3 separate regions of the Homo sapiens genome follow, and regions 1 and 3 are each linked to region 2. The links are chromatin contacts, found by Hi-C or POLR2A ChIA-PET in ENCODE. All regions are on one chromosome and are shown on one strand. The core of a region is the stretch at or near the end of the contact, and the rest is flanking DNA. Distances in the headings are between cores, read along the strand shown.

Evidence for each region. Hi-C counts contacts between places; a loop is a spot of excess contacts on that map. ChIA-PET counts read pairs that join two places held with the same protein, here RNA polymerase II (POLR2A). Pooled maps may share reads with other maps.
Region 1: POLR2A ChIA-PET joins it to region 2 with 13 read pairs in MCF 10A. The contact joins two enhancer-like sites. A Hi-C loop is called at or near these places in 1 of 168 maps with a recorded cell type or tissue (Caco-2) and 1 of 37 single-sample maps with no recorded cell type. POLR2A ChIA-PET finds 5 or more read pairs at or near these places in 5 of 52 experiments (AG04449, MCF 10A, PC-9 and 2 more).
Region 3: a loop to region 2 is called in a map of mammary epithelial cell, with 2.8 times the contacts of the local background. The contact joins two enhancer-like sites. A Hi-C loop is called at or near these places in 2 of 168 maps with a recorded cell type or tissue (heart right ventricle and mammary epithelial cell), 1 of 37 single-sample maps with no recorded cell type and 1 of 50 pooled maps. POLR2A ChIA-PET finds 5 or more read pairs at or near these places in 1 of 52 experiments (endothelial cell of umbilical vein).

The regions. Positions count from the first base shown.
Region 1 is chr11:13,159,151-13,161,850 of GRCh38, forward strand. No RefSeq gene overlaps it. Among named protein-coding and RNA genes, the nearest start is that of BMAL1, 120 kb to the right of the region's middle. Within about 2 kb of position 1,306, at least 3 of the 41 ENCODE cell types and tissues checked have a DNase peak (open chromatin) inside an H3K27ac peak, as active enhancers do.
Region 2 is chr11:13,117,614-13,120,313 of GRCh38, forward strand. No RefSeq gene overlaps it. Among named protein-coding and RNA genes, the nearest start is that of RASSF10, 110 kb to the left of the region's middle. Within about 2 kb of position 1,263, at least 3 of the 41 ENCODE cell types and tissues checked have a DNase peak (open chromatin) inside an H3K27ac peak, as active enhancers do; they include mammary epithelial cell, where a contact is called at or near this core.
Region 3 is chr11:13,072,509-13,075,380 of GRCh38, forward strand. No RefSeq gene overlaps it. Among named protein-coding and RNA genes, the nearest start is that of RASSF10, 65 kb to the left of the region's middle. RefSeq lists an enhancer at 639-1,838. Within about 2 kb of position 1,308, at least 2 of the 41 ENCODE cell types and tissues checked have a DNase peak (open chromatin) inside an H3K27ac peak, as active enhancers do; they include mammary epithelial cell, where a contact is called at or near this core.

The sequences.
Region 1 (2,700 bases), core at 56-2,555, 42 kb after region 2:
TAGCCCCTGGAGAACTTGTTGCAGGCCTGGCCATCAAAATTCAAGGAAAAATTGGCAGAGCTGGAGAAATTCCAGAGAAGGGCAACTGAGAGAAGTTGCAGCTGAGTCCCTACCTGCCCATCGATTCTAAGACAAACAGGACTCTATTGTTGGAAATGCTCAGAGATGATGTTGCCAAAGTCTACAAAATCACAAGGCACATGGTTAGGACTGTGGACTTATTACCCAAGTTCAGGAAAAGAAGAGTTAATGGCAGCAAATGTAGTGGATGTGGTGGAAAGGACCCAGGCTTCAGAGTCAGACGAACTAGGCTCTGCTTCGTAGAAGCCAGTCACTTGGGGGAAAATTCTGTCAACTCTGATTTAATCATCATCTTCACCTGGAGAAATGGGGATAAGAATATTCACTTAGTAGCCCTAAAATGAGAATTCACTTTGCTGTGTTTAAAGAGCATGCCACAAACACATTTTCAAGTAGTGATTACTGTCATGAGAAATGAATGCAATAAAGGGTGGCCTTTTTGTGAGCATCCCTTCGTACATGTCATCTGTGCTTTCATATCTTTAGAGGTAACCTGAGCTGAACCTTCAACTAGAGTCTATGTGGGTTTAAATGAACTTGGGAGTTAGTTTATAATGGGCTATAAGGTAAATGACAGGTGTTTGAGTAGTACCATATATTTTAGAGATCGATTTTGCAGAAATTAAACATCCCATCCTTGGGCACACAGTCCTTGGTACATTAGGACAAGGATTCATGGGGCAAAATCCTGAACCAGTGGATCATCAGAATCCCCAAGGCAGCATCAGGATTTTCAATGATCCTTCAGGCAGATGACAGTGCAGAGGGAAGGATGACATGATAGCATATCAAAACCAAGGGATGAATTTGCTGCTTCAGGCCAGTGTGTCCAGCCAGAGCTTCTGGGTAGCGACTTTTTCTTCCATTCAAAACTTGGGTTGGAACTGGAGAGTAATTCTTCTAATAATCTACACCCACTGGCAGCTATTTTCCTTGAATATAAACTCCTTCTTGCATGTTACAAATATTCCAAAAAATCTGCCCATAGTTGCAAACAACTCCCTTCCCTTAGAAACTATTACAGATTTAAATAAGTAATCACTCCAGAAAGTAGATAATTCATCCCATTTTCCATTTGTGACCCACCTTGCAGCTGTCCCCCTGACATGCCTTAGTTGTTTTCTGTCACAACCCTATTGTTTGGGAAAATATTCTCATCTGGTTACACGACTGTTGAAACTTGCCTGTAAAATGATGAGCCACTTGCGGCAATGCCACAGCCTAGGGAATTAGTTGCTATTAAAATCGTGTTCAAACCAGGGCGTTGCCAAGGTGCCGACGTCTTGGGAAGCTGCCTGGAGGGCTTTGGCTCTCTAACAAAGACTTGAAGATGGCAGAATCTCAGTGGGGTTTCTAAATCATGGACAGGCAGACAATTTGAGGCCACAATCGCCTGGAGACCACTCTAAAAGCCTTAGTGAGTGAAACCTCCTGGGTTTTAAAAGCTTTTAATTCACAAGAGCCAGATGTGGCCAATGTGGGCAGGTAAAGTAGGGAAGCTTTGAGCTGAGAACCAAAGCCAGAAAAAAGAAAGGTGAAGAAAAGCATGTCATTGACCCATTTTTCACTTTCTCCATCATATGCAGCTATTCATAAACCCAGAACACTTATCCAAATAGCAATTAATACACAGACTAGCATGTTCCTGCTTGTACCTGAAAGTTGTAAATGGCAGTAAAGTCAGCCGTGTGTAAATGGTGTAGTGACGTGTGTGAGACATACCAGCACAAGACATGCCCACACTTTTCATTTTTTGTCAAGTCTGGATTAGCCTGAGAGAGGGGACTGTAGGCGTGAATCATACAGCCAAGGACCTGGAGTCTCTCCTTTTGTGTTAGTGTGGGATGTATCAGAATAATGGTCCTCGCAGCAGGCTGGTGCTTCCAGTGGCATTTTTCTCAGGCTAATGTTAAAGTTAATTTGCATTCCCTGATCCCACCCAGACTCTTCTTTCCAGGGTCAGTGAGGTGGAAGGGGGAGTGGGTTGAAGCTGTCAAGAAGCTCTGTAGACTTGTCCTTGTATAAGTGGTCTTCACATTTTTCTTTTACTGTCATACTTTCTAAAAGAATTTTGAAAACCTATATGCATTTGCACATTTTTAAGTTGACATCTATAATATTTCATCATTAAGCAGCTGCAAATCATGTAATTTATGGTACATTGCCCATATTAATTTTTAAAATTAAACTGACATATGATTATTGTAAATGTATCCAGTGGGATGTAAATATTCTACACCTCAATTCCCACCATAGTCTTATGAAGTACTGTATGTATGCAAATCTATGTTAGCTGACAAACATTTAACATTGTTGCTTGCTCTTCTTAAATTTCGACTTTCATTTCATTCCACATACTGTATTTTAACCTAGTATATCATTTTAACCTATTTTAAAGAAACTTATTACTCAATATCTTTTCCGCAGCAAAACTAAGACTACATTGAAGGTTTTATTTATTTTTATTTCCAGTGAAATAGGTGTTCAATTTATCTGATAATCTTTTGGTAAAAGCAAACAAAAAGGAGTCTAGATAAGTGTTCACAATAATATAAAACACTTCTCACTTCTTATGTGTTATTTTTACTTTAAAAAAGGTAACGTTGGTTTGTTTTTTAA
Region 2 (2,700 bases), core at 13-2,512:
ATTGGCCAGAATAGAAAGGGAGCAGGGTGGAGAAGGCCATTTTACGCAAAGAAGATGCTGTGGATAAAGAAACATGTACGTTTGGGGGAATGGTGGGAATATTTTGTGTGCCTAGAGTATGGTCTGCAGAAATTGAGCTAATGTAGCCTGGGATTGAAATGTGAATCCTCCAAGGATTTTTTTTTTTTTTTTCATAAAAACCTCAATTACTTTCCCTCAACGTGAAACAGCATAAAGCAAGTTAGTGATTCCTTTTTATAATCAGGAGAGTGAAGACACACACTGAGTAGAAGCGTTGTTCTGTGATTGTTAGTCTTTTAAGACATAAGAATAATTTGTCTATATCCCCTGCGTAAAATTATTGCTTATCCTTGAGGGCAAGAATTAAACCACCCATTTGCCTTCTCTTTCTGAAGAAAACAAATTTGATTCCTTAACTGTGTTCTTACCAAATCCATTCCCTCACTCTGAAAACTTAATTCCCTGAGATCATTTTAATCTCTCTCTCTCTCTGTCTCTCTCTGTCTCTCTCTCTCTCTTCCTCACCCTGAACCCTATGGTCCAATTGCATGAACCAGAACTGAAGAGGAAACATAAAAGCAAGTGAGTCTTTCCTAAGATTGGTGAGGAGGACCTGTGGGCAGGCAGAGCAGGAAGAGTGATCTATCCCATAGGAATGTCTGCCAAGGTCCAGCAAACCTCGAGAGGAATCCAGGGGCACAGAAGTCACCACGTTGGTTGGAGGCAGGAGAGAACATCATTGGTCAGACAGCTCATCCATCTTGCACAGCAACAGTTAGTCTCAAAAGCCCTCAGAGGAGATAGGCATAGCCACTCCTGGAGGACTGCCGACTTATGTGGTGTGAAGCCTAAGGAGGGTGCACTGCTAAGAAAAGCCTGCACCACGCACCACCCTTGCGTCTATAGTCTGGAGGTGGTTTTGTGGTCAGAACATGGGTGGGCAGGAGCCTAAGCACAGGCACACATGCAACTTAAGCCTGAGGGCCAGCAGCAGCCCAGAGCCACGAAGTCACCCTTTGTGGTATAGGAGTGAGATTCACTCAGAATCAGCATGTTGGTAATGTTGTTGCAGCTCAATCTCACACAAAAGAAATGTTGTGCAAGCCAGCAGGAACAATCAGATTGCCAGGTCACTTTCCTGGAAAGGGGGCATCTGGTTGACTCCACGCATGGGGTAGTGGGTCAGAGAGTGACCCTGAGGGACGAAGCAAGGACAGGGCCCACACAGGTCCCATCTGGGATCACAGCTCTCCACTTAGGTAGCACTGCCAGCTCTGTCTGTTCCAAGCACCAGAAAGGCACTTAGAACATTTTGAGAAAGTGACTCTAATGTGTGTTTGTGGTGACCAGGGGTGGAGGGGCGGGGAGTTCTTCCATAGGTGGACCATAACTTGGAACCTAGGTACAAGGCAATATCACTTCCCGGCAGCAAAGGGCTGGGATGGAGAGCATATGGGGCAGAATCTGTTGAGCAGACCAGAATCAGGGAGAGACCAACTCTGGGGCAGGGCAGGACTTGGAAGAATAAATTGAAGATTAGGGTTATATATGTGTCTATTTCCTGCCCTACGCTGTGAGCTATAAATGGAGAGATCATGCCTTATGTCTTCTCTTAACCCTTTATGTCTTAACAATGCCTGTCTCCATGTGCATGCTGATAAATGAAAGGATAAAAAGATAAATGCCTGAAAAGTCCTGACTTTGCCTATTGAGATTGGCTCAGAATTTGGGACAGGCTTGATTGACCCTGCAGTTAGAACCATCAGCAGAACAACCTGCAAAAGGTAGAGAAAGTAGAAAGAGGAGGCAGATCTGAGAATAAATGTCCCCTTCTCCCACACCCCAGAAACATCTGATCACAGGTTTCACTCCCTCAGTGGTTGTGACTCAGTGTTGCCCTCCTGCCACCACCCTATTTTCTCAATAACAACAGCATTGCTCAGGGGCGACTCTGCCTCCCATCAGGACACAAAAGCTCCTATGTTTCCCATTGCACCCCATCACTGTCACAGCAAGTCACTGATGAACTGTGGAACAATCCAATGGGTCACTCTTGCTTTTTAAAATGGTTCCCTAGCCAGGCGTGGTGGCAGGCCCCTGTAATCCCAGCTACTTGGGAGGCTGAGGCAGGAGAATTGCTTGAACACGGAAGGCAGAGGTTGCAGTGAGCCAAGATCGCGCCACTGCACTCCAATCTGGGTGAAAGAGTGAGACTCCGTCTAAATAAATAAACAAATAAAATTAAAAATAAAAAAATAAATAAAATGGTTCCCAAGTGGGTCCTCCAACCAGCAATAGTAAATTCATCACCCATGTTGAGCCACTCCTGGGATCTATCAATTGCTGTTTGCAGTTACTCAAAATCTCTAGGTTCAAATAATTAACAGCTCCCTTGGAATGCTTACTTTTGCAAAATACTGCATGCTCATTTGAGCATAAAGAGGCTCCCTAGAGGAATATCAAAACTGCTTTTGAAAACTGGATAATTTATGGGTATGTTCATACCCTTCATTAAGCTCTAGGTGACAGCTTGATATGCAATTAACAAAGCAAAGCAAAACCTGGCCTCTGATCTGTTAAAAAGCATGCTGAACAGGCCTATCTCATGGATGGTGACTCTCAGCTGAGAGTGGTTTTTGGGAGGAGAGTGTCATTGGAGAGGAGATGCAGTAAATATGA
Region 3 (2,872 bases), core at 58-2,557, 45 kb before region 2:
ACTCAAAGAAGGACGCCGACTTCAAACACTGTGAACCCAAGATGGTCTGTACAGACCTGCACTGAGTTCTTTGTCATATATGGGGAGGATTTAACTATGTCTTGGATGAGTCTTAGAAGGAGAAGGAGGACTGGGAATTGTTGGGGGAATTAAAGACAAGGTAAGGAAAGAGCCAGCTGGGAGTGTGAGAGTAAATTAACAATAGTAATAGTGATAATCATGACACCTCATTTAATTGAACACTTACTATGTGCCAGACCCTGCTGTAGGAGCTACATATGTTACTTAAATGTTAACATATCCCTCCTCCTATCATCATCCTCATTTTGCAGATGAAGCAACTGGCTGATAAATTTCTTGATGTGCCAGTAACAGAATTGAACGTACGTGTCACTCCAGTGCTCTAGAGACAGGTGTGAGGGGGGAGAACGTGGAATTTAGAGCTGTCCTATCCTGGAGATCCCTCCCATGAGAGGAGCTGGCGTTTTTTTCTGGTTCTTGAATGAATCCGGTTGAGGCAGGAGGTACAGACTTCCTCAACCAGAGGGCCTGCCTCCCCAGCTCAGGCGTGAGCACCTCAAAGGCAGGGCCTCATCTGCCTACTCTCTGGATCTGCCAGTGCGGCACCTAGCATGGACCCAATCTGTGTTTGTCAATGAAGGTGATGAACACTATTAATACGATGTTGCCCTTTTCCTTGGGGAGTCTTTCTGAGGTGAACACGGTGATGTGTGTAGAGCATGTTACAGTTGACAAAGCACTTTCCCATCCAGTGTTCTGGAGGCCTCAGTGCCACACTAGACTCTCCACTCCTCCTCACTGCTGACCCCTAATGGGTGACCAAATCCAGCCAATTCTACCCTTAAAGTTGGACTCATCTGGTCCTTCCCCACTGCCACCCTCTACATCCAGGTCTCTTTATCTTCTTTCCACAACATCTCTGTGACTTTTCTCCTCACTTCCCATTCTGTCTGGCACTAAGCCCCATTTTTCCATACAGTAGCCAGAGAGATCTTTCTGAAATAGAAATCTGTCCAGGTTTCTCCTCCCTGCCCTTAGGGGCAAGTCCAGCCTTGTCCACAGGGAATGAGCCCTTCTGCAATCCAATCCTCATTTCCTTGGTGCCCAGCTTCTCTTTCTCTTACCAGGCCCCAACCCTTCACCCACCCCGTTCCCGGCCACAGTGCCGAGAGTGACCCATGATGCCGCATGCCTGAGTCATCTGGAGCTGCTGCGCACATCAAAGGGCAGGAAAAGCAGGGCTCTGGTGGGACTTTCCATCCCTCCCTGCACGTCATCCCCCTGCCCGCACCAGCATGTTCTTCTCGCCTGGTGATGTCACTGGCCTGGATGCATGTTGTGGCCAAAGCAATTGGCTCACATCAGGGCTCCAAGGTGGCATAGGAGGGAAATGGATGGGGATGGACGTCCTCCTGGTCTCACTTCAGAGAGATGATTACGGTGCAACAGAAGGTGAAGTAAGGCTTGGCACAGGGCACAATGGGGTGCTCAGGCCTCCCATTTTCTAGGTGCCACTAGGCCCTCAAAACCTCTTAAGTAACAAATGAACATGCAACCTTTGATAAACAATGTCACTAATAACAAACATAACACTTGTTAAACAAAATACTTATATGGTACTGTCTTCACTTATATGGTACTGCTTCACTGTTGTAAGCAGCCCACATGACTTTATCTGATTTAATCCTCATACAATCCTGTGGGGAAGGTTACTAGTTATGATTCCCATCTTACAGACAAGAAAACTAAGGCACAAGAGAGGTTAACTCACTTGCCTAAAGCAACACAGCTAGTAAGTGGTTAAGCCAAGATTTGGCTCCTGAGTCTGTGCTCTTGACCTCTATGTTATTTTGACAATTTGCTAGAGTCAGGCCTGCCATCCTGCCAAAAGGAGTGTCTTCCTGCAACCCCACACTTATGGTGATTGAGAAGTGGCTGCAGAATAGAGATTCTGCAGTGTGCAGCTACAGTGTGGGTCTAGAGAGCCCCAGATGTGCCCTCTTGGCCTCGCCTTGCATGTGCTGTTATTTAGTATTTCATCACTCTGAGTCCTCATACTATTTCTCAGTGAGGCTTTATTGTTCCCATTTTGTGGGTGAGCAAACTGAAACTCAGGAAGATTGCTGCAAGGCAATCCACAGCATTGCTGGGGTTTGAAACCAAGTCTGTCTATCCATAGAACCGGTGGCTTTTCCACTCCTCTAGAAGAAAGAGCTGGTTTGAGGGCAAAGTGAGGCCTTCTATCTGTCCCATCTCAGACATGTGATATCTAAAGCACCATTGAGGCACGCAAGCAGCCACACCTTGAGGGCAGCTCTAGAGAGCATGGAGCTGGAGATGGAGGTTAGGGAGTTGTCTGCCCTGGGTGATGGTTGAGTCTGCAAAGGAGAGATTAGGAATTGAAGAGAGTATAAAACAAGTCTTGGGGAAGGTTTGTTCACAGGTGATGAGTTAAAGAAGAAAGAGCAGAGGTTGGTTTGGGGGTTGGAGGACCGGGATAGTAAGCAGAAGAAACAGAGTAATAAGTCCTATTTGTAGATCAGTCCACAGTTCACAGCGCTTTATCATGTTCCTTTACTCTTACCACACATAAACACACACTTCCATCAGAACCCTCAGGATCCAGTGCTGGCAGCAGGCTAAGTGCTATCTATTGTTTGCACAAATTTCCAGATGGGAAAACTCAAAGAGGGCAAGCGACATGTTTCAGGTATAACAATGAATAAGCAGCACAACTGGTATGGGAATCTACGTGTCCCATGAAACTGCCTCCATGGTGATGGAGCCACAGAAGGAGAGGAAGGAGGAGGCATTGATTGAAGAGGAAATCTTCCTGAGAAAAAGCCACACA